5 separate regions of the Homo sapiens genome follow, and all the other regions are linked to region 5. Evidence: chromatin loops called from intact Hi-C (ENCODE). Cell type or tissue: heart right ventricle. All regions are shown on one strand. Links, peaks and the distances in the headings refer to the core of each region. The heading gives the core; the rest is flanking DNA. Region 1 has its middle 21 kb from the start of SLC5A9. Region 2 overlaps TRABD2B (TraB domain containing 2B). Region 3 overlaps TRABD2B (TraB domain containing 2B). Region 4 overlaps LINC02794 (long intergenic non-protein coding RNA 2794). Region 5 holds the start of TRABD2B (TraB domain containing 2B).

Region 1 (5,952 bases), core at 678-5,677, 200 kb after region 5:
TACCTCACATGACTCAGACTGCTCTGAGTTATTTTTTCTTCTCATTTCCTAAAAGCAAAATCTGATGGATAGCACAAAGGTCTTGCAATCTAGAAAGAAAATTCAGCCATTCTTTCAATAATTATGTAACCACCCCACAGATTCTCCTTACCTACTTCCCAGATACAGCCAGTTTATCAAGACAGGGGAATTCCAATAGAGACAGAGTTTAATTCACGCAGAGCCAACTGAACAGGAGACTGAAGTTTTATTACTCAAATCCATGTTCTCAAAAATTCAGAGGCTTGGGCTTTTCAAGGACAGGGGAGGCAGGGGAACAGGTTCTGCTGATTATTTGAGGATGCAATCCTAGGGGTGTGGAACACGGTTGCAGTACACTGAGTCTGCTTCTGGGTGAGGGCCACAGGACCAGTTAAGTCCAGAGTCGTGGGTCCAGGTGGGGCCATCCAGTCATCATAAATGCAAAAGCCTGAAAAGACAACTCAAAAGGCCAGTCTTAGGTTCTGCAATAGTGATGTTATCTGCAGGAGTAATTGAGGAAGCTGATTTCCAGAATAATGACTAGTCATCATTTATACCTACATCTTAGCCGAATTCAGCCTCCTCTCATCCTCCTAACCTGATGGTCTTAGTTTTACAAAGGTGGTTTAGTTTGGGGAAGGGCTATTATTATTTAAACTATATACTAAATTTCTCCCAAAGTTAGCTTGGCCCAAGCCCAGGAATGACCAAGGTTAAGGGTAAGATGGGGGTTGATTAGATAAGATCTCTTTCTCTGTCATAATTTTCCCACTGTTATAGTTTTTGCAAAGGTTGTTTCAATTAGGGATTTTCTATGTGTCTGGCACTGTGCTGGGGATAATACAACGAGCAAACAAAGGCCAATCCCTGTTCTCTGGAGCTTGTGGGAAGAACACGGATCTTTGAGAGCTCAGAGTAAGGGAGTGGGCCCAGGAGAACTCACTGGCCAAAAGCAAGAGCATGTGCAGAGGTCCTGCAGTGGGAAGAAGTACAGGACATTGCCAGGAAATCTAAGACAATAGCAGGTGAAACATAGCAAAATAGAGGGAGATTTGAGGCAAAATGAGGCTGCAAGGCAGACTGGGCAGGGTCTAGTAGACTATGTTCAGGAATTTTAGCTTTATTCTGAGAGTTCTGGAAAATCACTGAAAGGTTTTAAGCAGAGTGTAAGATTTGGGAAGGACATACACAAATACTCATTTGAAACTATCTCTTTGGCTTGAGTGTGAGAAAAGATTGGAGAAGGGAGGAAAGGCCAGGTCAGTGACTCTGCCATCACCTAAGTAGTCAGTTAACAAACGCTCCATCTAGCCTGCCCCACACGTGCCTGCAACAGGCAGAGCAAAGTAAGGCAAACTCAATCCCACTCTCAAGCAGCTCAATCTTTTCTTCTGCCCACATTTGCCCCCATCCAGTGCTACTTTAGAGACATTCCCTTTTCTCCTTTCTTCTTATTTCCTCAGGGCTAAAGCCTGATAAATAGAGTCTGGCTTTCTAAGCAGAGATCTGCATTTAGGGAAAAGAAATAACACACAGCAACCCCACCCCTCAGTTTTACATTTTTTAACTTAAACAATTCTCTTTTTCCAGCAGAAAAGCCAGGATGTCACTGTTTATTCACAGCCAGGTCTCCACTCTGCACACTAAAAGTCACCGTAGTGTTTGCAGTCCTCACTCAAGCAGTGAGTGTAAAAGGAATTCCATCTGTCTCTAAAGATCTTTTGACAGGAATGAAAGACCTGTGAGGCAGTGGTTTATTCACCACAGCATCTTGATAGCTCAAGCTAAAAAAAAAAAAAAATGGCTAGCAGGCTGACATTACCAAAGCAGACACTACTTCTCTTTTAAAATTGGTTTTCCTGAGGCTAAATGCTAAACTTTATAGTTTTTGTAATTAAATATTATCCTGATAGAGTCAAATCAATTATAGCAGATAATAACTGCTTTGCTTTTGATTCTCTGGATAATGAATTAGTTGTCCTTACCAAATCTGATAGCCCTTTGGCAAATTCTTTATTCAAATCACTCAACACGTTTGTCAAGAAAGAACGTGGTTAAGTCCCTGGAAGCCTGCCTCCAGATTGCCATGGTAGCATCAGCTACTGCAGAGTCATCAAACATACATTTCTCCATATTTCCCTCAAGAGATTTTTGGAAAATGTCCTTTTGAAACACCAACATGAAAAGCTTTGACTGCTGGGCCCATTACATAATTGATGCCTAAGAACTACTTAATTGTTTGGTCAATAGATTCTCTTAGATCTGTTAATCAATTAATCTTAAAAACACAGGTAAAGCAGTAAGGCATGTCTCACATGACTTAGTCTCAACGAGACCCACTGGCTTCCATCACTCCCTGTTTCTTCCTCCAAGTAGTCGCAGTGGATCCTTTAATAACCTGTGAGTCTCCCTTGACATTCAAGCATACATGGGTGTATGTTTACACTCCATTTATTTACCCATCTCAAAGGGAGCCCCATTCCCTTCTGCCCCTCCTGCCCCTCCTTTCTTGGCTCTGCAGCTCTCCAGTTCCTATGGGGGCACCATAATCTTTCTCCCAGACTAGTGGTTTCAGTGATACTCTTCTGCAGACCAGGCTCTCTCTATTTTCCTACAAATACAGATTCCCTCTAGTCAGGCACCAGTCGCCTCTTCTTGGACCCAGCCAAGCCCATTACAAAGGAGAGACATGTCCCTCCTCAAATTTTGGTTAAATACCATGATAATGTGTTGAACATGCTCCCAGCATTTCTTACTCATTGACTGATACTGTCCCTCTGCTTGGACCCTATCTTCTCTTCTTTTTTAACAAAACCCCATTTATTCTTCCTGCCTAGCTCAAACCCAACCGTCTTTAGAAAGCCTTCAATAGTATTCTCACTCGATGAGATGTATTCTTCTTTAAAGCCTTACATCAGCATTGTAGGAAGGTTTTAGAGTCCGAGGCTCACCTAGATGGGCATCTAAATTCTCTGCCACAAATAACAAACCATTTGGCCACTCTGAGCCTTGGTTTCTTCAGCTACAAAATTGCATAGGAATTCTTTGAGGATTAAATCACATTTTAAAGTGTTTTACACCTGGCTAGCACTCAAAACTAAAAGCAACTATCGGTATTATTTATTTTGATCTCTTGCTGTAATTAGGCTCACTTTTATTATAGTGTTTATAAATTCATTTTTGCTTCCTCCTGCACTTCCTCCCCTTCTCCACTGTGAGAAACTTGGGAGACAACCTAACTAATCTTTAGAAGCCCAACCTCAAAAAGGGGCTAGGATGGAGAGCATTTATTACTAGAAAAACTGACATTATCTAGAATTCTCTGTTGTACAATTCAGAAACCATGTGTGTGGTTATTTATATTTAAAATTAAAAATAAATTAACTTTAAAATTGTGTTCCTTGGCCACACTGGCTACATTTCAAGTGCTCAGTAGCCACATGTGGTTAATGACTAAGATTTTAGACAGCACAGACAGAACATTTTCATCATCGTGGAAAATTCTATTAAACCACACTGGTCTAAATTCTAAATGCAATGACGTACTGTTCAGCAATAGCTCAGACTTCCAGCTGCCCAGAAAATCCCCATCTGATGCTAACACTGCAGGCAGATGGGGTCACACATAAAATAGTATATGGAAATACCACTAATGCTTTACTCCTCATCCCTGAATGGGAACGCCTCTGAAAGATGCTGAAACCTGCCCCATTGCGCCACCTTGTGCCCAACCCTTGATATTGCACATTCAATGTGCAAATAATTCTTACATATCCACCATCCCACAAAAAGCCGCAGAGAAGAGAATGTCCTGGGCTTACACAAAGCAACTTCCTAAATGCAATGGACTTTCTGAGTTACTACCTCTCCATGGCAAGGGCTTATGAAACACACACAGATCTCTCCATGCTCTGAACTCCTGTCTCAATGAAAGTCATGAGGGTTGTTGGTGTTTACCCAGGCATTTTACACTTGACTCATCTATTACTGACCGTAAGCATGTAGCAGTGGCACGTGAACTATCACCCCCAATCCTCACAAAAGTCATGCAGTCCCCATCATTATTTTCACTGGATTAGGAAGGAGAGACTTTGAAGAAAGCCATTTGCTCAAGGTCATACAAATAGTAAGACAAGGAGTGGAAAATCAAACCTAGATCTGACTCCCCAATTGCCCAGCTTTCTCTGTTCCCAGATCTAGCTGGAACTTCACTGGAGGAAAGGGATTTGATCTCCACCTTCTTCTGAACCAAGAAAGGTGTAGCCCAGAACTGGGAAGTGAGCAAATTCCTAAGAGGGATGAGCTAGTGAGCTGGAAGGGAGTATTTGTCACAAATAGCAGCTTCCTTTGCCCGACACCCATTTGCTGTATGATAATGGGCTGCGATGGACAGATGGACCAAGAGTCCTGAGATTCAGAGAGAGTTTAAAGAGAAAGCCATAACATTTCAGCCAGTTTCATTATATTTCTGAGATATTATCACAGTGTTCCAGAGAATGTTTACAAAAGTTTCAGAGATATAGATACTTGTGGATTTTCAGAGAGAGAGAAAGATTGGGAGAGTTACACAGAGAACTTAAGAAAATTCAGAACAAGGTAGAGAATAAATAAAAAGTCAGATAGGGTCAGAGATTTTTCTCATACGTCGGCTCCTACTTGCCAGGAACGTCTCAGAGAATGTTCAACATCTTGCTGCAAAATGAAAAGCCCAGTGAATTCCTTGGCTATCTACAAATATTGTATATGGAAGTTAGCCTTACATGGAGAATGAGATGGGGGTAGAAGGGAGTGGAGAAAGGACAGGTACCTAGTGATCTGCCTCATGGCCCAGAAGGCAGGTGGGATGGGAGATGTTAAAGTGTGCTCTACTCCTCCCCACTGTGGTCATCTTTTGTACTGCATATTCTGAAAAAGCCTTTTTTTGTAGGCAAGCTATTTATTGATAATAAAAAATGCGTCATCAGAGAAGACAATCTGGAAAAATACATAAAGGTGCAAAGAAGGAGTAATTCAAAATTACCTTCTTTGATATATTGAGAATAGCACTTTTTCTGCTAGTACATATGTGTGAATGTATATATGCAATATATGAATGGTTTTGATTTTACAAATATATGGTACGTACTCACATATTTACAAATGGAAATCATACTATCTGTAATGCACAAATTATCACACTAAACATAAACCATTTTTTCTCTTTTTATTTACTTAATATTATAAGCACTTTTTCATGTTAAGCAGTCTTTGAAAACACTAACTGCCTGTGTAACATCCCATTCCATCAATGATTCTCAAACTCTAGCAGGTATCAAAATTACCTTGAGGGCTTTAGGAATTCTGAGCCTCACTCCAAGAGTTTCTGAATCAAGAAGTATCAGCTAGGACAAGAATCTGCATTTCTAACAATTTGCCCAATAATGCTGATCTTGCTGGTCTGGGAACTACAAAGTTGTTCACTACGTTATACAAAAATTCCCTTATAGCTGAATATTTAAATTGTTTTTATTTTTAACATGAAGCCACCCCTAGCCCCACCTGGGGCCTCTCAGAGCTTTGTCAGGACCAAGTACCTGGACCTGGTGTTAAATCTGAGTAAAATCTTAATACATGATAATTTTCATAGAATAAATTTCTACAATGGAAATAACTAACTACAAACTTATGAACGTTTTGGAGACTTAATATGTATGTTCAAGCTGACACAAATAACTGATACCAAAGTGTGTTAAAGGAAAAGACATGGGCCTGGAGGTCGGAAACCTGTGTTTAAATCTTGCCCTGCCACTTGCTTGCTGTCTGACCTCGGACAAGTGACTGGAACTCCCTGAGCCTCGGTGCTATAATTACCACATCAAATATAAACAGGAATGGCCTTCTTTTAAGGTCTTGAACTCAGCCCAAATTCTCCAGCCCTATCTTCTGTCTCAG
Region 2 (5,952 bases), core at 681-5,680, 63 kb before region 5:
GCACAATAAAAGTACTGTGAAGTCACTAAGCCTAGGGTGGTTTGTCACACGGCAATAGATAACCCCAACATCCAAGTAGTAACAAGTGCTGTGAGGGAAATAAAGCAGAGGAAAGGGACAAAGAGTAACAGGGCTGTACCTCTCTGAGAATGTCTCTGAGAATATGATATTTGATCACAGGACTTAACGGAGGGTTTTGGGCCTGAATCATTCACTGAGATGAAGTCCTGGGGAGGAGGAGTTTGAGAGGTGAAGGAAGAGTACCTGAAATCAAGAGTTCTTTTATGAACATGTTAAATTTAAGATGCCTGGTGCACATCCAAGAAGAGTTGCAGAGTGAACACTTGGAGACTAGTCTAGAGCTTTAGGGTAGAGACTGCTCCAATTTTAAGACCTCTACATGATGTAAGACCATCCATGAGGTAAACAACAGCATCAGTGGAATGCCAACATGGATTCAAGGCCATGGAGCTGGGTGGGATTCCCTGGAGTATAGCTACAGAAGGTGCACCAAGGAGAGGACCAAATGGCTGACCAATGGATTGAACAAAAGTGGTGGCAAAGCAGAAGTGAGGATGAAATAGTGATAAGGATTGGATTGAGAAGACAATGGAAGGCAGTGAGGACAGACGTCCGTGGAGGAGCTGAGTTATAATGGGAAACTGAGAAATAAGGCAGGAGCTGAGGAGGGATGTGGAGTCAAGGGAGTTGTTTCTAGATGGGAGATCCTATAGCATGTGTGTCTCCTGAGTGATCAGGAGAGAGTGAGAAATTGATGCAGGGAAGAGAAGGGATAAGCACAGGAGCAAAAATTCGTGCAACAGGAGAAGGAACTTGTGATTAAGGAAGCAAGTGAACAAGCGGGTGTAATTTATCCACAAGAACAGCCATAACATGGCAGAGCCTTGGGTTCTCAAAGAGGAGAAGCCACAGGTAACAGTCCCAGCCCCACTATTTAATGGCTGGTTGACTCTGCGCAAGTCACTTCTTCCTCATCTGAACATGGGGATTAATGATCCCTAACTCACAGGGCTGTCAGGAGGATCATAGATACTGACAGTTGTCAAGTGACTAGTTCAAAGAACGGGTGGCTCTTACAGCAGTTGATACTGGGGTTCTTGGTCCCAGAACGTGAGCTTGGGTCATGTGATCTGCTTTGTCATGCAGCAAACCTCTTTGAGTCTGAGCTTTGTAATTCAGCACTAGCACAGGGCAAAGGACATGAGTGGCAATGAGCAGACCAGGAATTGAACTCAGTCTCCCATCTCCTTGGCGTTCAGAGCCCTCCGTGAGCCCCCATCTCCTGTCATTTTTTTTTTTTTTTTGAGACGCAGTCTCACTTTGTTGTCCAGGCTGGCATGCAGTGGTGCAATCTTGGCTCACTGCAAGCTCTGCCTCCTGAGTTCACGCCATTCTCCTGCCTCAGCCTCCTGAGTAGCTGGGACTATAGGCACCCGCCACCACGCCTGGCTAATTTTTTTTTTTGTATTTTTTTAGTAGAGACGGGGTTTCAACATATTAGCCAGGATGATCTCGATCTCCTGACCTTGTGATCCACCCGCCTCAGCCTCCCAAAGTGCTGGGATTACAGGCGGGAGCTACCACACCCAACCTCTCCTGTCATTCTTTACCTTGCACTTTGTGCTTTGGCAGCAATGAGTTTCTGATAGTCTCACATATGAGACTATGAAACAACCACACTGCTGTTACTCAGCTTTATATCTTTGGGAATGCTCTCCTCTCTGCCGTGCTACCTAGAATGCCATTCTCCACTTTGATGTATATAAATAGCAGCTGAGACATTCCCCTCCAGAGAACCTTCTCTGACTCCCTCTAGTCCTATGTAGGTGCCCTTCCACTGGGGCTAAACTCTTGCACACACTGCTCTGTTGGTACACTGTGTGCCCCTGGAGAGACAGAACAGAGCTCCAATCATCTTTGTAACTACAGGGCTTGACACAGTGAGTATCTGCTGAACCAAACTTTTCCCAGATAGCAGATGAATCAGAGGGATAGACAGCACTGTCCAACAGAACTTTATGCAACAACAGAAATGTTCTGTGTCTGTGCTTTCCAATACAGTGATCACTCAACACAAGTTTGTGGTTATTGAGCCCTTGAAATGTGCTGGTGCAACTGAGAAACTGAATTTTTAATTTAATTTAGTTTAGGTTTAAATAGTCACAGATGGCTAAGGGTTGTTTTATTGGACAGCACAAGTTGGAGGGTAGAAAGAAGGGGTTGGGGAAAAGCTGATGTTATTAAACACTTAGTATGTGCTAGGCTTTTGACACTCTTTAGTATGTTAATCTTTACAATAATTCTGTGAGATGGCAAGCACTATTTTCCCATTTTAGACAAGGAAGTTGAACCTTAGAGAGAGAGTCAGTGACTTGCTGTGAGCCCTCAGCTTGGAGACTGCACAGCAGGTCCCTGACTCCCCAGTCTCTGGTTCATCCCACCACACTAGGCTGACCTCACACCTATGCAGGGCCTGGCCCTGGAGGTGCTTTGTGAAGGAGTCCTCCCCATTCCCACACCCCCTCCCACAGTCCCTGCAGGCACACAGGTCAGGCCCACAGCCCTGTCCTAGCTGGTAAGGCGCATTCTTCTGGCAGTGCTGCTGCATCACTCACAGACGTCTGGGGGCAGAGGCTGAGTGTGGTGAGGCAGGAGGCCTTGGCTGCCAGCGGGAGGGGCAGGCGGGCCCAGAGCCTGCTAGCATTCTGCTCCTTGGATCTCCCCTCGCGTGAGCAGCTTTGGGGAGTTCTCTTGGTGCTGTTGTAATTTATTGTTTCTGCTCTAATGATTGCTCCATGTCTGATTATAAATGCCTTCTGGCTGGGGGCCCAGACTCAGAAAATTCCCGTGATCTGCTTCCAAAGCTGATGGAGCCACAAATGGGACTGATGTCTCTGTTTCGTCATCGGCCACATTTACAAGGGAGGAGGATCCAAGGCCAGACACAGGGCTTAGAGTGGAGATGTAACAGGAGGCATCTGGTGACCTGGAATTCCCATCAGAGCCCCAACAGGGCATCTCCTGAGTCCTGGAGAACCTTCAAGATGGTACTCAAAAGAGCCTACTCCCTTCCTCTCAAAATGCAAGGCAGAGTCCGAGTTGGAAGCAGCAGGTGATACAGTCACAGTGAAAGGGGCCTCCGAAAAACACTGTCCAACCCTGCTAATGCCCTCTCTTTATCCACCTGGAAAATTCCTACTCATGCCTCAGGAGGCAGCTTTGGCATCCTGCAAGAAGCCTGCTCTGACACCCACAGCCTCCCACCCGCAGGTAGACAAGTAGTCTCTACTCCCTGTAAATCTCTTCTAGCATGGCACACCATAATCATAATTACACCTACTATTTACTGAGGGCTTCCTCTTTGCCAGGCACCATGTACCTTATCTATTTTTCACCTCATCCCTGGGAGAAAGGCACTATCCTTATCCACATTTGACAGACTAGGGAACAAAAGCTCAGAGAGGTTAAGGGAGTTGCTTAAGGTCAAACAACTGCCAAATAATGGAGCTGGACTTAAATTCAGAAGATTCCAACCCAAAATTTAAGCCTTACACCACATGTGTTCGCACCCGTCGTCACTGTATTGCAACAGGCTGTTTTGTCTCTTGCTTCATTAAAATAGAGCTTCTGGGGACATATCTGACCTCAATAACACGGGTACTCAGGAAATGACCACTGAGCAAACTTCACATAAAGAAAGTCCTAGTGCACTAAGTAGGTAATAAAATTAGGGCAGTCACTTATTACTGCCCTACTGCAGGATATTTAAGAGGACTCAAAAAAGCAATGGGCAAAGGCTTCAACAAGCAAGTAAGATAGGACTGCAGGAAAAAAACACTATATCTCAACTGGGACTGAAAAGTCCTGAATTTTCTAGGTTAGTCCTACTTTTAAATACCATATCTCATCAGTTCCTTATGTCACCAGAATGACCTAGAAACCCCAATATTTAGATATCTAAACTGTATCTCTTATATGATATTTCATGCCCACGCATCCCAAATATCCCACTATGTCTTGTAATTTAGGATGCAGGAAATAAAGCCACAGAAAAAAAGAGCTTCAACTTTAGAGGAAGGCAGACTCATGCTCAAATTCCAATTTTGCTGCTCATTAGCTGTGCAATCCTGGACAAACTGTTTCCCTTCTCTGAGACTCAAATGTAAAAATAGAGCTAAGAGCTGCTGCCTTGCAGGGCTGTTAAGCGTAGTAAACAGAAGAACATATGGGAAAGCACCCAGAATGGCACCTGGCACACAGGAGGGACTCAGGAACTATGAGGTCTCTCCTCTCTCTCAAATGAGGTCAGGCAAGAAAGCCATTCTTAGCAACAGACTCAGCTGAATGCAAAGGGTGTGATGTACTGGTGGACCAATGATCAAAGAGAAGAGATTGGTTTACTTGGGGCTGAGGTCATGAATTGACTTCTTCATCATTTATAGACTCACAATGAGTGTGGATGAAATAACAGGCCACCCTAAGAGCAGCCCTACATTAGGGCAGATGGAAAGAGATGGGTAAAATCTTGCCCCACTCCCAACTAGGAGCTCACAGGGTGCTGGAGCAGAAAAACAACAGGAAAGGTGAACAGAGAACCCAGCAGGTATGAGGGCAAAGGGCAGACAGACCATGAGGAGGTCTACCAAGCCTAGAGATGTCAGGAGAGGCTTGTGGAAGAGCTGAGTCTTGAGGAAGGGATAGAACTTCTAGGAAAGCGTATCTTCAGTTACAGAGGAGTGCTGTACAGACAAAGGAAAAGGCATAAAAAGGATAATAAGTTTTAAAAATTAGTTTGCCACTATATTTCGGATTTTGGAGGAAGCTTAAAAAAACCTATTGCACTCTCCTTGTTGTCAAAGGTATTCTGTTTCCTCCGCTTATGAGCTGCGTGATCTTGGCCAAGTTAATCATTCAATGCTTCAGTTTTCTCATCTGTAGAATAAGTATGATAACAGTACCTGCCACATTGGAATGTTCTATGGAATAAGTATGTGGAAACCATTTACAACACATTGATCAACAAATAAGAATCATCATCATCATCACCACCACCACCACCATCACCATCACTACCATCACCATCATGATCATCACCATCACCACCACCATAATTATCACCATCACCATCATCACCACCACCATCATGATCATCACCATCACCACCACCATCATGATCACCACCATCACCATCATCACCACTACCATGATCATCATCACCATCACCACCACCACCATCATTATCATCATTATCACCATCATCATCACCACTACCATGATCATCACCACCACCACCAGCATGATCATCACCATCACCATCATTACCACTACCATGATCATCACCATCACCACCACCACCATCATTATCATCATTATCACCATCATCATCACCACTACCATGATCATCACCATCACCACCACCACCATGATCATCACCATCACCATCATCATCACCACTACCATCATGATCATGACCATCACCACCACCATCATGATCATCACCATCACCACCACCATCATGATCATCATCATCACCACCACCGTCATGATCATCATCATCACCATCACCATCATAATCATCACCATCATCACTACTACCATCATGATCATCACCATCATCATCACTACTATCATCACCATCATCACCACCACTGTCACTATCATCACCATCATCATCACTATCATTGTCATCACCACCATCATCATCATTATTACAAATGAGAAAACTGAGGCCCAGAAAATGGAAGAGGTTTGTTCAGGGTGACTTAGAGAGTCAGAGGCAGGCCCTGACACTTTTACTTTTCTACCATTCACAGAATTTTTAGGAAAAAAAAAAACAAGCTTCCTGTCACAGGTAAGAGACCCAAGATCCTTGATAAAGGAGTAGGGTTCATGGAGGTGGGGCCACCCAATGTTTAAGTGAAGGTATTGTCT
Region 3 (5,952 bases), core at 275-5,274, 210 kb before region 5:
GGAGAGAAGGGAGAAAGAGGAGAGAGGGAACTCAGAAATGAAGACAAAAAGCGTGGTGGAGACCAATTCACTGAGGACATCAGGGAAGGCTTCCGAGAGGAGGGGCTCATGTATCCAGTCATGTATCGAGGACTCCCCCAGGATGGGTGGGATTCAGATGCAGATGTAAGAGAAGACAGGCAAAGTAAGGAGAAGCAAGGGCCTAAAGGTGGACTGGATCTTAAAAATTGCGGGGCTGGGATGGTGCCTGCCTACCTTGAGAGAAGCCAGGGTCCCACATAAAGGACACTTATATACAAACAGGAAGAGGTTCCCTGCTCTGAGCAGGTGCAGCCCCCATGATGTTTTAGTGCAAAGAAAAAGACTCCCTTTCTCCTAAGCGCAATCTAGCCTATGCCAGGGCACAAGGCTCAGTGAGCAGAGCACAGGCCAAGGCCAGATCTACCCCGCCTCCCATCAGCCTGGCACAGCCTGACAGCCCCTGTTGATCCTCTGACATGGGAAGGCAGGGTAGAGCGAGTGCTGTCCTAGGGTTAGGACTGTTAGAACACCCCACTCATCAATTAACCATGTCACCTTGGGGAGTTTCCAGTCTCACTTTGTGCCTCAGTTTCCCCACATGGTGTTGGGCCCCATGGTCTCGGTCTCATGGGTCCTCCCACCTCTATGATTCCTTCGTTTGATGACCTGCACACATGCTCATACTTAGTGGGCCTCCCGAGTACAGGATGCTTCTCAAACGTCATTTCATTTCATCCTTGCAGCGGCCCTTTGAGGTGTTGCCAGTTTCCAGATGAGGAAACAGGCTCAGTGAGGGGACGTGACTCGCCCAAGGTCACACACCTGGTAAAAGGCAAAGCTTGGACTTCAATCCAGAGATGTCCCAGTTTACTGCATGTCCTACTACACCCACTCTGAAGTATTGGCAGCTGCAAGGGATCCTGAGTTCACATTTGGGGGCAGGAAATTGTCAGAAACATGCGTCCCTTCCAAGGTTCACCAGATCGGAGAGGAGAGTGTGCAAGTGCTCAGCAAGAATAACACACAATTAACAGGGCAGTTTCAGGACCGTGTTGAGGGGCTGGGCAGAGGGAGGAGGGGAGAACCAGATGTTCCCACAAAGGCTCCAAAGCAGCACTGGCTCCCCCCGATCAGCACACATGTTTTCTCTCCAGTGAGTATGCTGGGTTTCCAGTTTTCTCCTCCTGGAAGAGGCATCCCAAGCCCATATTTATGTTCCGTCTGAAATTAATGCAAGGGAAACTTTCAAATGCTAATCTAGCTGCCAGGACAGGCCGGCCGGATATCAAGCTATGGCGGTGTTTTTTTTCCTGAGGAAGTATGACAGGAGGGCTGGATGGGAGGGCCAGTGGAGGATGGACAACTGGTCTCTCAAAGAGTGTCTGGAGGGACACTGGCAGAGCCGAGCTTCCTTTCTCCTGCTTTGCAGGCCGCCCAGGGAAGGGCTAGGGACCTTTCAGTTCAGTGGGGCCTGAGATGACACCACCTCTGTACCCAACCTTGTGCCAGGAGCTGACACACAGTCCCCTCCCCTGAGGAGGTCACGGTATGGAGAGGGGGAGATGGGCAGGCAAACACTCACAGGACAGCATGAGCCATGCAGTGCCAGGGGCCATGGGGTTGAAGTGGAAGGAGAGGGACCCAGACTAAGGAGATGAGTGAGGAGTGAGAGGAAGAGAGGAGAAAGGGCATTCCTGGTAGAGCACAGCAGGATCAAATGCACGGAGGGGAGAGGTGGTGTGGCACGTGCTGGCCAACAGCAGTTCTGGGTTGCAGTAACATAAAGTGAAAGGAGAGGTGGCAATAGTGAGGGTTGGAACACGAGGGTGTCCCTCCTCCATGACATTCTGATTGCTGCAGGACATGGTGAAGGGGACAGATTCAAGCTGGGACCAAAAAACACTCTCCCAGGCAACTGTCCAGCTGTAAGGAAGTGAGTGCTCCACCCTGGGAGGTGTGTAAGCTGAGGGTCGAAGAGCACTTGTCAGGCCTGTGAGGGGTATTCAGACATCCTATGGGGAACTGCTGTGTCTGGGTGGAACCAGAGATTCTGCCTGCTTTAGCAGCCTTTACCAGCTGCTCCTCTTTGGAGGCTGTTAGAACGCAGGACGTCAGAAATGAAAGTGCCCCAGGTCTTCAGCTGGACAGCTCAGCTCTGCCATGAACAGCGCAAAGATGGTTACAAATTCCGAGAGGAGCAACCCTGCTGAGGCTAACAGAACTTGCCCTGTGTCACGCTGGCAGAAAGGGGCAGAGCTGGGCTCAAGCCCAGGCATGGCACGGGGTGCATCCATGTCAAGGCCCAGATCCAGGCAATGGCCATGCAGGCTGATTCCAGGTCAGCACAGGACAGAGCCTGTGATGGGTTCTGTGAACTGCAGGAGGCAGTGCTCAGCCAGGGATCTCCATGGCCATGTCAGTCACTCTTTACAACATCCAGAGGCTCCTTTTTTAGAATCACAACACCCCAGGACTCCTGGGAGCTCCCTGTTGGCAGGGACAGGGCCCCACGCCTCCTGAGCCTCAGTGCTACTTGGAGCTGAATTTGGCTCTTGGGGTTTTGCCACAGCGTCCCAGTTGCATCCTCAGAGGCCACCAAGCACTTCTGCCCCTCGACCCCAGTGGCTCTACTGTCTCCTGTGTGGGAGTCCTGTTCTTAGAGGACTTCGAGCTCTGAGGGGCCAGGGACCCTGAAATAATGGTGGCAACACAAGAGCTCACATTTACGGAATGACTGTGCAAGGCCAGGCCCTGAGTGCTAGTGAGCTGGATCTCAGGCTCATCTGCAGAGTGGGAGGCCGCAGGCTGAGAGAAGTGAAGCAACTGATCTGCCCAAGGCGACTTCTGATCAGGAGAACGCAGGGTTTCTAACTCACACAGTCTGGGTCCAAGCCCATGCTTTTAATCTACACTTTCTTCTCTTCTTGCCTTTCTCACACTGTCCAGGAAGAATGTTGAGCTCCCTGCCAGATTTGTACATTCTCCTTCACTGATGGAGCAGCCCTGGGATCTGTCCTGGGGTGTGGGCACTCTGTTCTTCTAGACTCTCCTCTGTTTCGGAGGGTGAGGGCTGGCTCCAGCTAGGGACAAGCCAGGAGGGGATGTTCCTCTGGCTGGCTGGATGTTCTGGCCTGAAGCAGCAACGGCGACTCTGGCCAAGGATTGCAGCCCTTCACAGGAATGCCAGTTGCCAGATGCATGCGTGGTGGGGTGGCAGGACCCTTTGAAGCACCGTTGGAAATTCTGAAACACTTCAGATGCTGTGGCCTCAAGCTCCAGCTTGGGGAGGGTGGCAGACCAGGGCGCTTGCCAGTGAGAGAGGATAGCAGCTGTTATTTTTGTTTGTTCATTTGTTTTGTTTTTTTTTAGAGATGAGGGTCTCACTCTGTCACCCAGGCTGGAGTGCAGCCTTGGCTCACTGCAGCCTTGACATCTGGGCTCAAGCAACCCTTCCACCTTAGCCTCTTGAGTATCTGGGACTATAGGCATGCATCACCATGACTATGACTGGCAAATTTTTTTATTTTTGTAGAAATGGGGTCTTGGGATATTGCCCAGGCTGGTCTCAAACTCCTGGCTTCAGGTGATTCTCCTGCCTCAGCCTCCCAAAGTGCTGGGACTACAAATGTGAGCCACTGTGACTGGCCTGCCTCTTGTTTCCAAGGTGAAAAAGGCCCTATATGGACGATGGCCGCTCTTCTGTGCCCAGCTATGAGCTCTGAAGGGCTGCCATTCTGACGCCACCAAGTGAAGAACCATGATGGGGAAGGAGGTTGGTGTGGGTCTTGCCCTGAGGACTATGGAGATGATGAGTAAACTGGAAGGCAGCTGGATCTGCATCAGGGAAATTTCAACTGGTTTTCACCTCCTCCAGGAAGCTTTCTCTAACTTACCCTGCCTCCTTTCAGTGCCAGTCACTCAAACCTCTGTTAGACATGTGTGGAAACGCTGAATGTTGGGGGCTAAAGGGGACCTTGGACCTAGCTCTGTCTAAAGCCCCTCACTGTGCAGACAGAGGAGGAAAGACTCTGAGAAGGCCACATAGAAGATCTCAGAATCCCCTTTCTACCCTCACGTCTTTGGCGTAACTCTCACCTTGCTCTATTTTCTTTCTTTTCTGGCTTTTCCCTACCTAATCATCTTGCCGCCTCCCCTCCCTACAAATGCTCCTGCTTAGCACTAAACTCCCCCTCCTCTAGCTGTGATTGCATGGTTTACTCAGCAGTACCTGGGACTCTCTTTCCTTAGGTCTTTTCACCTGTCAATCTAGCCTCAGCTTCCAAAGGCAGATGTGATGTGGTTGGACCCCTCAGTCTCCCACCATGGGGGCAGAAGATGTAGGTTTTAGGCTGGGTTTTGCTGTGGGATAATGTAGAAGCAGGCAGCATTTCTGTTTATGGACCTCAGGGTTGGTGCATTCATTCATTCATTCATTCATTCATTCAACAAGTGGGTAATACGCACCTTCTTAGTGCTCAGGGAGTGGACATCCTAGACTGGGAGCATGAGAGAGGCTGTGATAGCAAAATCCTGGAGGCCTATGGGAGCCCAGAAGGGAAATCAGGGAAGGCCCAGCAGAAGAATTCCCAGCAGAACAGAGGGCCCAAGTGACAGCTGGATGGATTTTTTAGGGATCAGGATGACTTCCTGGTCATCAGGAAGAATGACCTAGACAATGTGACCACCATTTCACTTCAGTTCTAAGACTCTCTGACATCCCATCTGTACTTGGATTTACTGACCAGCCAAATGGAATAATAAATACCATCCTGTTTCCCTCCAAGAGGAATTGAGGATGTGGAAGGGCCATATAAGTTGATGGATATGGGAATTTTTTCAAGCAGGATGGTGTCCACTCTCTAGGGAGCAATTTCTAACGTTATGAATTTTAAAAGGTGTTAATGGTATTCTGTGTGTTGGTCTTATATCTCTCCCTTCTCTCAAGCCTGGGTGCTTACCTCTGATCTGCTTCTGTGTCCCAGCTTCACAGGTGTGTTTTGGATTATGGGGTCTGCGGCACTCTAGCTGGGGTAGAAACAGGCTGGCATGAGCCTGGGGGCTGCATGTGCCAAATGTGTGGGTGCCTGAGTAATGGAGCCAGCCTCTCTGTCTCTGGTGCTCACACTGCTTGCCTCTTAACTCTTCAAGTTCTGCCTTCTGCCTGGACTTCTGCTCCCTGTGGAGCAGGTGACAGCAGTCCTGCGAAGAGTGATTTCCATTCCTGGAAGGCTCTTAGCTCCATACTCCTCCCAAGGAATCCAAGAGAGGCTGGAGCAAATAATGCTAGCATGTTAGAAGGCTCTGATTACAGCATGCTGGAATATTAGAGCTGTGCAACTTTAAAGCAACAGCATGTTAGGGTCAAGGATTTTGGAATGTCAGAAGTTAGAATTATACTCAGATTATAGCACGTGCTAGGGACGGAGTGTGTGATAACCACTGGTTCTCAGAGTTTGAAATGAATGGGCCCTAGAGGTTACCTGGTCCACCCCTGAGTCCGGCTCATGTCTCCAGCCCAGTTCCTCTAATTCCTACATTACTCATTCTAGTCCAGGAAAAAAGAATGCTAGAAGATTTCTGGATGGCTGAACAAGTAAATATCCTGAGAAACCTGTTTCCCTGGAACTAAGGGTAAAATTGTAATTTTCTTCTAGTGCATAAGACTGGACCCCACCCCCACAATTGGGCCTGGAGATACCTTGACTCAATGGAATGAACTTCATTCTGTGTGATTTGGTCCAGTATGTCCTCACAGAACATCTCCTAGGTGTCAGCAATTCTGAGGCGTATGTGCCCTGTCCTGGAGTAGTTCACATGCAATGGGATGATCACTGAGCAGTGGGTGCTAGGATAAAATCAGCACACAGGCCTGGGTGACAACATCCACATTTACACCCCAGCTGCTTGGTGTTGCTGGAGAAAATCTTACAC
Region 4 (5,952 bases), core at 437-5,436, 64 kb after region 5:
TGGTGCTTCTAGGATCATCTGTCTTCTGGTACCAGCTCCTTGCAGAGGAGCCATCTTGTTTCCTCCAGAGACCACCATCTCTCTCCTAATTGGTGGAAAATTGGTTGCTAACTGTCAGGAAATTGCCGATTTTCCATCCATTACTGGGAGGACCAGGGCTGTGTAGCTGTGGGGGACTCTGGGTGGGAAGCAGACGTTGATTAGGCCTTGTAGTTAACGATTAGGTTTGTGGACCTCCTCAGGCAGTCCTCCCAGGCTGCTTATTAACTCCCTGTGAAGACCCATTGGGCAGGAGATATTGGTTAAATGGAACGCAGAGCCACAAAAGAGTTACTATTCATTAGGCCTTGGTTGTGGGGAGGGGGGAGACCGGGGAACAAACTGTGGCCTCAATCCAGGAATGTTAAACAGCCCCATAAGCTGGCAGAGAACTTTATAATTGCTGCTATTAAAATATATGTATTTATATAGGTGATTTGTTGGAGGAAAGAATTTCAGCATTCGGGTGAGATCCCTGCTATGATTTTACCGAGGATTAAGTTGTTAGGGACTAGATATTAATTAACGCTGAGGGCCCCAATCCTTTCCTAATTAGCTCATGGAGTATAATTTGCCTGCAAATGCTACTGTTACAATCACCTTGAATTTGTCTGGAGCTCTCCTCCAGTGCGTCAGGTGGGATTTACCCCATTACATGAGCAGAAGGGAGGGGAGGGGCCAGGAGGCCTGGGCTCCACTCCCAGCCCCTGCTCCTGATTCATGAGGAAAGGGTCTTTTTCTGGCTTGTCGCCTACAATGAAGAAGTACTTAAGGGAAGGGATGCGATATGTCTGAGTAGCCCTTCTCAGCTGGGACACTGAGACCCATGCTGTTGGTGAACAGTCAACGCAGGACTGAGGATGAAAATACCTTAATGCCCATGCTCTTCTGGGTTCTCCACAACCTGAGAGATCTAAAGGACTTGCCTAGGGGAAGTCAGAGAGTTCTTCTATGGGGCTTTAACTTCAATTGTCCACAGGGCTCCTTTCTGAACAGCAGGAAATGAGGGCTTTTGTCAGTTTCTGTGACAGGTAGAACCGTGCACCCAGCAGTTCTCACCTGCTAGTAAACCCCAGGTGGGCCCCTCTGTCCTCTGACCAGTCCATCCCTATTCCCTGAAAACCATGTGGCCATCAATACTGGTTCATGCTCTACCTGCTCTAGAAATTCTTCTCTTCTGCTCACCACCTTCTCTGCCTAGCAAACTCCTACCCATCCTTTAGCACCTGATTCAAATGTCCCTTCTTTATTAATCCTTTCCAGATTGTCCCAGGCAGGGCTAATTAGGCCCTTCCCTAACTCTGCTTTTCATGAATCCTCTGTTCAAGCCTTTAGCTAACCTTGCTCTGCAAGATGGCTGTTAATGCCTTGGTCTCGCCTATCAGACAATGAACTTCTTAAAGGCAGGGGCCTGACAGTGTCTAATCAACTTGAAATCTGCACAGCCCAGAGCAGAGTAGGTGTCGAAGTTGGTTGAGCTTAGTTTATGTTTGGCTTGTACAGTGTCTTCAGGAAAGGGCTCCTGGTCCTTTGTCCCTGGTATGAAGAGGAAAACAGACTTTGAGAATAGGTGGGGCCCTGGTCCTTGGTGTTCTCTGGGGCTGTGAGGTCTGGATGCTCTTCTCAGCCCTGGCATAGGTGGTTAAGAGGGAGTCTTATATCCCCACCTTACCCTGGGCTTCTGGGCCCGGGGAAGGGGCAGGTTGAGAAGTCAAAGCCTGTATCTTTCTCTCTTTCTTTCTGAGATCCCTAACACAGACCTGGGCATACAAATGGGGTTTGGCAGGAGGAAATGAGGCTGCATTGCACTGTATCAATTGGCCATGATGCAACCCACAAAAAAGACTGAGAACAGTTGTTCAAACACAGGCCTATAGGCCAGTGATCTTGCCTGTAGCAACCTGGGCTAGAGACTGGGGATCAAAAGCAAGGGAGGTGCTGCTGACTGTGAATATAAACAGGTTCAAGAAGGGCTTAAAGAAATTCCTAGATGACAGATCCCTAGCAGGTAACAGGTCATTAATAACCATGAAAGATGATGATGGTAATAATAATAATAATTAATAATAATAGCTTCAAGGGAGCTTTCATACTTTTAAAAGCTTTTTTCCTACCAGTGTCTCATTAGATACTCACCACTGCTTTGGGGAGGGTGTAGATGCGCAGAAAGGTGAAAGGACTTGCCTGAGGCCACACAGCTTGTTCAGGTTGTTCAGGGCAAAGCTGGCACTAGATTCAAGGGGCGTTCCTGACTCCTTCCCCAGGACTTTCTTTGAGGGTGGGGTAAACTATTGATAGGAGATATTGGGTGTGTCCTGAGCCTAGAGCCTCATTCCTGTCCTCCTCTTCCCATTTCAATGGCCCCAGTCCTGCATCATCATACGGTTCCCGTAAACCCTTCATTCTAAGGTGTTCACCGTGGACAGCAGAAATCAGCGTCCTAGCCCTGTCACTGATTTGTCATGTGACACTGAGCAACAGTCTTCTGCTCTCTTCAGTTTTCCCATTTGTGCAAGGTGATGGTTGGATATTCTGGGAAGTTAACCTTTCAGATCCACTGATTCCTCTTGGTAAAATGGGATGGTGGAAGTACCTGTCATGAGGTGTAATTGACACATGCATGTAACCAGCTTAGCAATATGCCTGGCACAGAGTGAGCACTCAACATATGTAAGTTTTGGGCAATATCTGAGAGAATAGACCCCAAGGTGAGACACTCCAGGTTGTTATAGAACAGGCTGGGGAGAGAATTGTGTCGTCTTCGGGTGGTTGGTCTGCTGTTCCCCTGCTCAAGGGTTTTCAAGCTGGGTTCTGTGGACCCTATGGGCTTCTGGGGAGTCTTCCTCAACTTTCATCTTTGCAATGGTCCCTTAAAACATTTTTGGTGATCTGTATTCTTACTAGAATCTGGAAGGGGCTATTCTGTAAGCGGAGTGAGGCTTTAGAAGTTTTGTGAGTTCACCAGATGCATCCCATCTTAACTGTGTGAGAACATTTGTTCTGAAGCTAGTTTATCTTATTCTATCCTCGCATTGTCCTGTAATTTGCTCTTGAGAGGAGCACTTGTTCTAAATGACAATCAAGGTCCCCCTTGGAGAGTGAAAGGGGCCAGTGCTGCCACCTACAGACAGAAAGGTGATTAGATTCATTTCATAAAGAGCCTGGTTAAAGAGCAGCAGAAAAAGCAAGGAGAGCTTTTGTCAACAGCCCCAAAAGTCTCCCTCACCTTATTACCCTACTATTTAAAAATCTATCATGTTTACCACTATTATCTTCAGACATCTTACATTAACAGAAATCACTGATTGCAAACCAGGATGCATATAGTGCCATTTCCATTTGGGGGGCCACCACTGGAGCCCTGAAATCACCATGGCACCTTGTATAAGAGATGAGATGATTCTGTATCCATTTATTGATTGGCTCAGTACATATTGTATCATTGCTTTAGTACTGGATCAAAATTGTGAAGGTCTTGTATCTTTGCAGAATTTGCAAAACTTTGGCTTAACAGATTCCATTGGGATGGGATAATCTAAATGTAAGTACCAAGAATTGACCAAATGGGGAATTCTTACTCTTGAGGTTTAGTGAGCTCACAGGAGTTTCCTCCAGAGTTTTCTTAGGCCAGTAGGCAGATGCAATCTGTCCAGTGTGGGGAGCCAGGAAGAGAGATCTGATCTCTGCAATTCAGGGCTCATGGTGAATTTGAGATTTACTGCCAACTTTCCTTGGCCACAGAGATTGTGAACAGGAAGTGAAACTTGGGCCAGACAGCCTGGGGGTGCAGAGCTAATATAGACTGAGGAAGGCAAACATGTATAGATCATTCGCAGGGCAACCCATGCTAAAGCATCACTACAAATCCACTTATCAAATGTTTTCTCCATTCATCAAAGGAAAAAACAGGAGCTCAGAGTGGGGAACTGCCCTGTGCAAGGCCCCCAGCAGATGGAGAATGGAGTCAGGACCAGAATCCAGGCCTTCTGACTCCTTACCATATGCTTTCCAGGGAGACTGGCCTCCTAACCCTTCATTCCCTGTAGACAACCTGACATTGCAGGTCCTTCTCCACTTCAGAGTTTATAGCTAGTTCTCTTGAAGACCCACCTGAAGTAGCAGTCATGGATACAGACACAGGACAAAGGTTCAGGAGCCCCCAGAGTTCTCTCAAACATTGTCTCTACTCAGATGCTCCTGATGCCTCCTGTTCACAGTAGGTGACCTCCTGGAATAGGGCCTGGCTCCCTACCCAAAACTCCCTTTCCTGGAGGGCTATGGAGATGAAGCTTAATCTTTAATGAACTGGCTTTCAGTTTAACGGCTCCCTTGGCAATGATTAATACCCAGTGACCTAGTCTGGCATCTAGTGAACCTGACCAGGCCTGACTCAGGAGAGTGTTGGTGGCCTTCAGGCCCAAGTGTGGGCTCATATGCAGGTGGAAGAGGCTTGACAAGTGCTGGAATGGCTTCCTACCTAAGAATATATTCTCTGTCCTGTGCCTGAAATTCTGTTATTTAGGTGGTCATTCCTCAGACGTAGGGTATCACAAATGTACCTGGCAAGAGGAGCTAGTCACATAAGTTGTGTTTCAAATACTCCTTGGGCTGTCGTTTGGCAGTTCTGGTGTCCAGCAGCTCAGAAGAATTACAGGATTCATGACTTTTAATCCCAGGTTAGCAAGCTGATGAAATATCACCGGATCTGCAGTGAAATTAGACTGTAAGCTTCTTGTGGGCAAAGACAAGGGTCTGGAGATGTATAGGGAGAGAACACAGATTTGGAGCTGGAAAGGCCTTGTTGCAAAGTCCAGCTCTGATAGTCACTAGCTGTGAGGACTTGGGCAAGCCTCCCTAAGCCTCAGCTTATTTGTCAACCAAATGGAGAAAATAATACCTCTCTCTAGACTCTTCAGAGAATGAAATGAGAAAGTATATGTAAAGTGTCTGATTATTACAGAGACACAGACTTAAGCCAGGCACAGATGCTGTTCCTTCCTTCATTTTCTCTCCTCTTAAGTTTGACTTAGCTGACCCTTTGTAGTGAGGAAGAGAAGATCTCTGGTTCATCTGGGGAGAAGAATTTTTCTTATGTACTTTGGGATTTTTACAAGGATGGCCTTTCTCTGTGAGACTGGACAGTTAGCCAGATGTCAAGGCTCCATCCTATCCTACCTGTTGAAGCATCTGGAACCATTGAGCAGGGCTGGGTCCATCGCCCTCAGTATCTCCTTGCCTCTTCTGATGATTATAAACATTGCAAACTGAGAAACTGCATTGGTCAGAGTCTGTCACAGTCTCCTGCCTCTGTTTTGCGTCTTGATACCAGCCCGCATTAACCATGGGTCTGGCAGCAACTCCCTCCCTCTGCTGCCTGATGGATGCTCTCACACGTTGGCACCTCTGGCATGGTGTGGAGATGTGGCATTTCAGTTCCCTGCCTAGGCTACTGCAGAGTTTGTATCCTTCATCTTGAGAGGCATGACCAGGAGGGACACCAAATGGAAAGGTGCTATTCTTCCCTCTATGCTCCAGTGCCAGGTGGCACTGTCCCTGACTGCCTGAACGTGCCATCCTCTTTCATGTTCCTGTGTCTTCCTCTTCCTCTTGCCTCTGCCTGGAATGCCTTTCCTAGAAGCTCTGTCTGGAGAGCAGCTCATCATTCAGCTCAGGAACATCTGATGGGCAAGGACAAGGGTCTGGATGGGAGAGATGTGTGGGAAAAGAACACAGATTTGGAGCTGGAAAGGCTTCAGTGCAAAGTCTGGCTCCAATAGTCACTACTTTCCACTACTCTGTGTGTATCTATTTACCTGCCCATCCCTCTTACAGTCTGGAGGCTCCACGAGGAGCCCCCCAGTCCTGGCCTGGAGCTCAGTGCCCAGGACTATGTTCCTGGGACTGCTGAGATGA
Region 5 (5,952 bases), core at 627-5,626:
TGGGGCAGCACGTCCTGCAGGTTTTCCCCGTGCGGCAGCAGCTGGCAGCTGGCCAGGGCCGAGATGGTGTAGGGGTCTGTAAGGTCCAGCTCAAAGTAGACACGGGTGCTAGCCTGGAAGGCTGCCTTGGAGTTGTCCGGGATGAAGTCCCAGACGCGGGTGTAGGGGACGTGAATAGTGCCAAACAGGTAGGCCGGAGGATCACGCCGAATCGTCCACAGGAAGGAGTTCAAGTCCCTCTGCTGCAGGAGTAGAGAAGAGGCAAGGCAGTGAGGCCGAAGGCAACAGAGTAGAGTCAGGGTAGCCCAGAGGCACGTTGCAGAGGGAGGTGGGGATGGGAGGCAGAGACCATACACAGGCCGTGGTAAAGAGCCAGGTCTTTGGAGCCTGAAAGACCCACATTGAAAACCTAGCTTTGCCCTGTCTTAGATGTATGATCTTGAGTGAATCATTTCACTTCCACAGGCTCAGTTTCCTCATCTGTAAAATGGGGGTGAAAGCAACTACCTCGGGTTGTTGGGAGGATTAAAAGATACAATATATGTATATTAAGCCCTCAGAGCAGTGCCAGGTACAGAGGAAGTCAGCAATGAAGGGAAACTCTCATGATTAGCGTTCCCTGTGAGTGCCAAGGACTGCCACACCACCTGAGAATATTCATGCTTGGCCAAGTCAAACCTTCACCGGTGGTGTTTCATGCGGAGGGTGGGGAAAGGAGGACCAAGAGTCCTGCTCTGGCAAGAAGGGAGGAAGTCATATAACTTTTAAATCCAACCATTAGAAGATATAAGCCAAGAGCACTTTGAAAGCAGAACACCTATTAAAAATAGCACACCTATTTAAACAGCTACTTCACATTCATCACGGTGAATACACTTTTCTTTTTGGAGGGCAGGTCTGGGGTGTCAGCTACTTTGCTCGACCAGCTGAGACCATAGATGAGAAAGTGCTTTAAAATCTTGCAAGGCCAAGTCAAGTTTCAGAATCTGGTTTGGGAGGAAAGGATTCCATTACAATTAGTCCCAAGAAATGTACATATTCTGGGTACTTTCCAGGCTCCTCCCCTAAAAATGTATACCTGATTTCCAACCCCAGTTGTTTGTCATTTTCTATGACCTAAGCTCCGACTTAGGGGAGTGTGTGTGCGTGTGTGTGTGTGTGTGTGCGCGTGTGTGTGTATGTAGGAGCTGAAGAGAGGCATGCAGACAGGGGTCCTTTCTACAGATCCAAGTCAGGGCTAGGCATAAAGGGCAAAGCCATTTTCCAACCAGAAAAATCCCTGGAGTGCCCACTGACCACTTGCAAGCTTTAGACCAACTCATAACACTTTTCTGCCTGATTCTGGCACAAATGAAAAGTATGTGTTGGGATGGGTGGGTTGTGGGAGAACAGTACCTTACTTTACTAACAACCCCAAACTGTTAATCCCAGCATGTTGGCGATAGACTGAGAGCCCAGTCAGCCAACGAGCTCCCTGTTTGTGCACAAGGCAGGCTGCTGGAGGTGCACCTTGCCCAAGGTCAGCGAATTCCGGGCTAACAGGCAGCACACCTACAGCAGCCAGACCCTATGGTCTCCTGGCCTCCAATTCAGGGTTACTGTCAATGCATTAATTTACACTTAGAGGGAAAGATACTGAAGGAAATAAAGAGGTTCTTTGTTTTGGAAGGAATATTAGGAGAACCAGTAATTACTCGACCCCAAGAAATATTAGGCCAGTATGTCCTGGCATTGCCTTTTCCTCTCCTCTGAAATCTTCCCTCTTTTCACGAAATATGGACGCTTGGGAGAGTAGGTGGTGGGAGCCTGGGCCGCAGAGATGGAGGTGAGAACGAGGAACAGGGAGAAAGTTTGTCTTAGGTCAGAGTGGGAGGGCAGGGAGAGAGAGGGAAGCCTGGGAGGGGGCAGAGTGTGTGAATGGGAGAGCAAAAGGGTTCGATGGAAGTCAAGAGAAGGGCAAGGAACGGTAGAAAAACACAGTCAGAAGCGGGCAGAGAGACCAGAAGGGTAAAGACAGAAAAAATATGAGAAAGGAGAGACAAAAAGGGGCAGAGAGAGAGGAGGCGTCCAAGCAGGACCACAAGTCAAGAGGAGAGCCCCAGAGCGGCAGCGTGTGGAGAAGGAACCGGAGAGGGAGCGCCCCTTCTCGCTCCTGGCTGGGAGCTGGAGCCGGGACAGGCAGGAGCGAAGGAAGGGCGCCCGAGGCTGCGCCCGGGGGGTGGAGGTGGAGCGGGCGGGCTAAGGTGGGTGCGGAAGCAGGACCCAAACCATGGTCCCACGGGACTAGAATACCCAGGCAGGCGGGAGAGTGGCCGGGCAGGCGCTCGCTCACCGATCCGGGCGGCCGGCACTGTCCTCCGTCCGGGGGCTGCGGGCGGGCGCGAGCGGTGGCGAGGAGGGCGGCGAGCAGCGGCCCCGCCAGGGCGGCGTGCATCCTGCCAGGGCCCGCGGGGCGCGGGGGACCCTCCTGGGCGGCGCCCCTCAGCGGGGCGGGGAGCCCCCAGTTGGGCACGGAGTTTCCTCTGGAGCACGGGGCTCCAGCCGCAGGATGCTGGGCGCCCTCTGGGGCGTGGCTGACTGTCCCTGTCGGACCTGGGGGTTTCTCTGGGGCCGGGCTCCGTCTGTTGGAAGAGGGAGACCCTCTAGGGCTGGGCCCCTCCCCCGGGCGCTCAACCTCGCTGGCCGAGCCCCCGGGTGCTGAGGGCGTGTTGGGGTCCGGGGGCGCGCGGGGTCCCGGAGCTGCGTCGCGGTCCAGGGGCGCGCGGGGTTCCTGGGGCAGAACCGAGAACCCGGGGTGCGCAAGGGTCCCGGGGTTATGCTGGGCACCCGGGGCACGCAAGGGTCCCAGGGGTGCGCGGCGCTCCAGGAGGCGCGCAGTGGGACAAGTGCGGCGGAAGGCGCGGCAGGGGTGGGGGGCGGCTCTGGGGCGACCGGCTGCCCCCGAGCCCGGCTCAGAGGGGCGGCGGGCGGCCGCGCGGCCGCTGCCCGGGCTCCGCCATGCTGCTCCGCGGCCGGGAGGGAGGGAGAGAGGAGGGCGGGAGAGCGGCGCGGAGCCGGGCCGGGCTGGGGGCTGGGGCCGCTGGGGCGGGGGAGGGGAGGACCTGGCGCGGGGGGCGGGGGGGCGAGGGGCCGGGGCCGCGCCGGGCCGGGCCGGGACGGGCCGGGCGGCAGGGAGTCAGGGCTAGCTCCGCGCCCGGGCGCGGCGAGGCGGGGTCTGATGGGCATGGCAGGCGCTCGCTCGCTCCTCTCTCGCTCCCTCGTTCGCTCCCTCACACGCGCGGAGGGAGGCGAAGCCCGCAGCAGCCACTTCCCAACTTTCCAAACTTCCCAGCGCAACTTTTTCCTCCCCTCCCCTGCCCGCGCCTCCTCCTCCCCCATCCCTCCTCCTTCCCTTCGCCAGGCGCGACCGGGCCGCAGCTTCCCCGTGCGGCCGCCAGAGGGCGCCCGGGCTAAGGACCCGCTCGGCCAACCTCCGCCGGCTCGGCGGCGGACGCGGACTGGTGGCAGCGACAGATTTGGGGACCAGCCTCGCCCAACGCATCCGTCCCGCAGATCCTGGCAGGAGCGAACAGCGAGAGGGACAGGAGTTGGACTGGGGAGGCAGCAATCACACAAAATTCAGAAAGCTGCTGTGTGCAACCTTATGTCACGCGTAGCTCTGGGATGCGCTTGGTAGATGCTCTGCAAACACCAAATGTAAAAGAAAAGAAAAGAAATCCTCAAAATTCCTTGGAATCTTCCATTTAAGTAATCCCCTCTTATCTATGTCCTTGGACCCACGCAGGATCCCTGTGTCTGTCTCTGGAAGAGTGAGAATTGATATCCCAGTTTCTTAGACCACAAGACTTGAAAGACCCCTTAAACCAACCTACCCTTCCTCAAGAGGCAAATGAGACTTAGAGAAGGCCAGAGCACAAGATCTAAGCTTCTGAGCCGTTTCCAGCAAATGAAGAAAGGGAGGCACAGGCACCCCTGCTTGGTTCTGTTAAAGGAGAGTTTGTCGTCTCTTCCTATCCTGACAACAAAGATTGACAGATGAATTAGGTCATACTGTCAGGAGCCCACAGCCTAGAGAAGGAGACAGACAGAGACAGATATGCAAAGACGCCATTAAAATACAGATGATGAGGGCCAGGAGAGACAGAAGCACAAGGAAATGGGAGCAGAGAGGAAGAGCTCCTAACACAGCTCAGAGGCCCAGGGAAGACGCCTGGGAGATGGTCTTGAAAAATAAGTCAGAGGTAGCTTAGAGAAGGAGGTGCACATGCCTTCCAAGCGGAGGAAGAGCAGGTGCCAAGGCGCAGCAGTGTGAGAGCACACCTGCAGGGGACTGCAAGCAGTTACCCATGGCTGCGGCAAAAAGCAAGTGGCAGGAGCTGAAGTTGTGTCTTCTGGCCAAGCTGGGGAGTCTGTCCGTTCTAGGTATCAGGTCATAGGAAGTCACTGCAAGATTTGAAGTTTAAGGTGGCTAGAGTAGATCTGTGCTCATCGGGGGCATGAATTGGAGGGGGCAAGTTGGAGGCAGGGAGACCAGTGGGCAGATAGTCAGTGAGGAGGGAGCCAGAGCCCAAGCCTCGGTCTCCTGACTCCCAGCCCAGTGTTCTCCCCACTTCTCCCACTCATGCCTGCAGGTACCAGATTGAGCAGCTAGAAAATGACCATACTAGAAGGCTGAGTGAGAAAGACCAAGCAGGGCTGGAGGGCCAGAAAGGTTTTCCAGAGCACAGGATCTGGGTGGTTGGGAGGAACACGGGAAGGAAAGAAGGGGACACCAGAGACTGGCAGGTTTACCCTCATGTGCACATGAAGTTGCCACTTTTGTAAGTTACAAGTGAATGCATGTTGGCAATTTCATATGGTTCAACTTACTGGGTGTCTGGAGCAACCTCAGCCTCTTAGCTACACACACACTTGGTGACAGACACCAAGCAGGCCAGAGTGCCCAGACGGTATGTATGAGAGCACAGGACAGCGCCATGCTTCCCACACACAGAGCTCTGAGACCTGCAGCTCTGACAAGAGATGTCCTTTAAAGAGTCTCCACTTTCCGGAGCTCCAAAACTCCCTACAAGGTCACCACTCTGCTGGTAAGGATGAGGGGAAGTGAGAACTGAATTCCACTGGAGGGAGGGTCATGGTTCTCATTGGAGAATTAGAAGACACAAGTCAGATAGTGGATAAGAAAGAGCCTGATCAATTTAAAACAATGATGTGTGTAAATATGTGTGTGGATTTAAAAAACCTTCCCCTGCTGTATTGTAAACAAAGTTTCCCTGGTATCTTTTTTCCTAAAATTATAAAAGTTTTGTTGGCTAATTTTCATGAGTGTCAGCTATGACTTCCTCCTCCATGGTACACGTGGTGACTGTGACCAAGGCAGGACAGTTAGCTTTTCTGTGCCTCTCTTTCCCCAGCCAGTTTCCTGTCCCCCTCACTTTCTGTGCGTCAATGTGTGCAATAATGTCTTAAGATCTTTACCAGTATTGTTACTGATATTCTTAAAGAGAAGCAAGAACAAATAGATTTTTCTGTTCCTAGATATATACCCAAGAGAACTGAGGACATTCATCGACACAAAAACTTCTACGTAAAGCCTGATAGCAGCATTATTTATTATAGCCAAAAGGTGGAAACAACCCAAGTGTTCATCAACTTATGAATAAATTAACAAAATGTGATATATAAAAATATCATATCATATGCTAAATATATACATTTAAAAAACATGTTATAGTCATATGATGGAATATTATTTGGCCATAAAACAAAATGAAGCACTGATACATGCTATTTCCAGGATAGGATAAATCAGTCTTGAAAACATTATGCCAAATGAAGCCAGTTGCAAGAGGACGTATATTATATTATTCCATTTATATGAAATGTTCAGAATAGGCAAATATATAGCAAGGCAGAAAGTAGAGTGGTGGTTGCCTAGGGCTAGGAAGAATG

What was found. Hi-C counts contacts between places; a loop is a spot of excess contacts. Peaks named below come from ENCODE experiments on the same cell type or tissue, not always from the same donor. Only the 100,000 strongest peaks of a DNase experiment are listed, where the experiment ranks them.
Region 1: it touches region 5 in a loop (3-fold over the local background); 18 of 110 quality-filtered maps call a loop at or near these places.
Region 2: it touches region 5 in a loop (8-fold over the local background); 10 of 110 quality-filtered maps call a loop at or near these places.
Region 3: it touches region 5 in a loop (4-fold over the local background); 21 of 110 quality-filtered maps call a loop at or near these places.
Region 4: it touches region 5 in a loop (18-fold over the local background); 70 of 110 quality-filtered maps call a loop at or near these places.

The regions. Positions count from the first base shown.
Region 1 is chr1:48,198,611-48,204,562 of GRCh38, forward strand. No RefSeq gene overlaps it. Among named protein-coding and RNA genes, the nearest start is that of SLC5A9, 21 kb to the right of the region's middle. In heart right ventricle, for the core only: CTCF peaks have their summits at 3,760 (motif pointing left), 3,967, 4,902 and 5,105; a DNase peak (open chromatin) is centred at 3,741; H3K27me3 peaks cover 948 bases.
Region 2 is chr1:47,931,799-47,937,750 of GRCh38, forward strand. All of the region lies in intron 2 of TRABD2B (TraB domain containing 2B), which reads right to left. Among named protein-coding and RNA genes, the nearest start is that of TRABD2B, 63 kb to the right of the region's middle. RefSeq lists an enhancer at 2,094-2,609. In heart right ventricle, for the core only: no CTCF peak of the experiment used is centred there; a DNase peak (open chromatin) is centred at 2,873; H3K27ac peaks cover 1,310 bases.
Region 3 is chr1:47,783,337-47,789,288 of GRCh38, forward strand. All of the region lies in intron 4 of TRABD2B (TraB domain containing 2B), which reads right to left. Among named protein-coding and RNA genes, the nearest start is that of LINC01738, 98 kb to the left of the region's middle. RefSeq lists an enhancer at 2,583-3,083. In heart right ventricle, for the core only: a CTCF peak has its summit at 2,402 (motif pointing right); a DNase peak (open chromatin) is centred at 2,431; H3K27ac peaks cover 483 bases.
Region 4 is chr1:48,058,210-48,064,161 of GRCh38, forward strand. The region is part of intron 4 of LINC02794 (long intergenic non-protein coding RNA 2794); the gene reads left to right. Among named protein-coding and RNA genes, the nearest start is that of LINC02794, 11 kb to the left of the region's middle. RefSeq lists an enhancer at 2,832-3,376. In heart right ventricle, for the core only: a CTCF peak has its summit at 3,159 (motif pointing left); a DNase peak (open chromatin) is centred at 3,157; H3K27me3 peaks cover 2,000 bases.
Region 5 is chr1:47,994,356-48,000,307 of GRCh38, forward strand. It overlaps TRABD2B (TraB domain containing 2B), which reads right to left and starts at 3,030. Exons shown (of 7, transcript NM_001194986.2): 1 at 2,333-3,030; 2 at 1-242. The coding sequence starts at 2,434. RefSeq lists an enhancer at 3,522-3,571. In heart right ventricle, for the core only: CTCF peaks have their summits at 2,422 and 3,435 (motif pointing right); a DNase peak (open chromatin) is centred at 3,386; H3K4me3 peaks cover 2,402 bases; H3K27ac peaks cover 1,589 bases; H3K27me3 peaks cover 2,882 bases.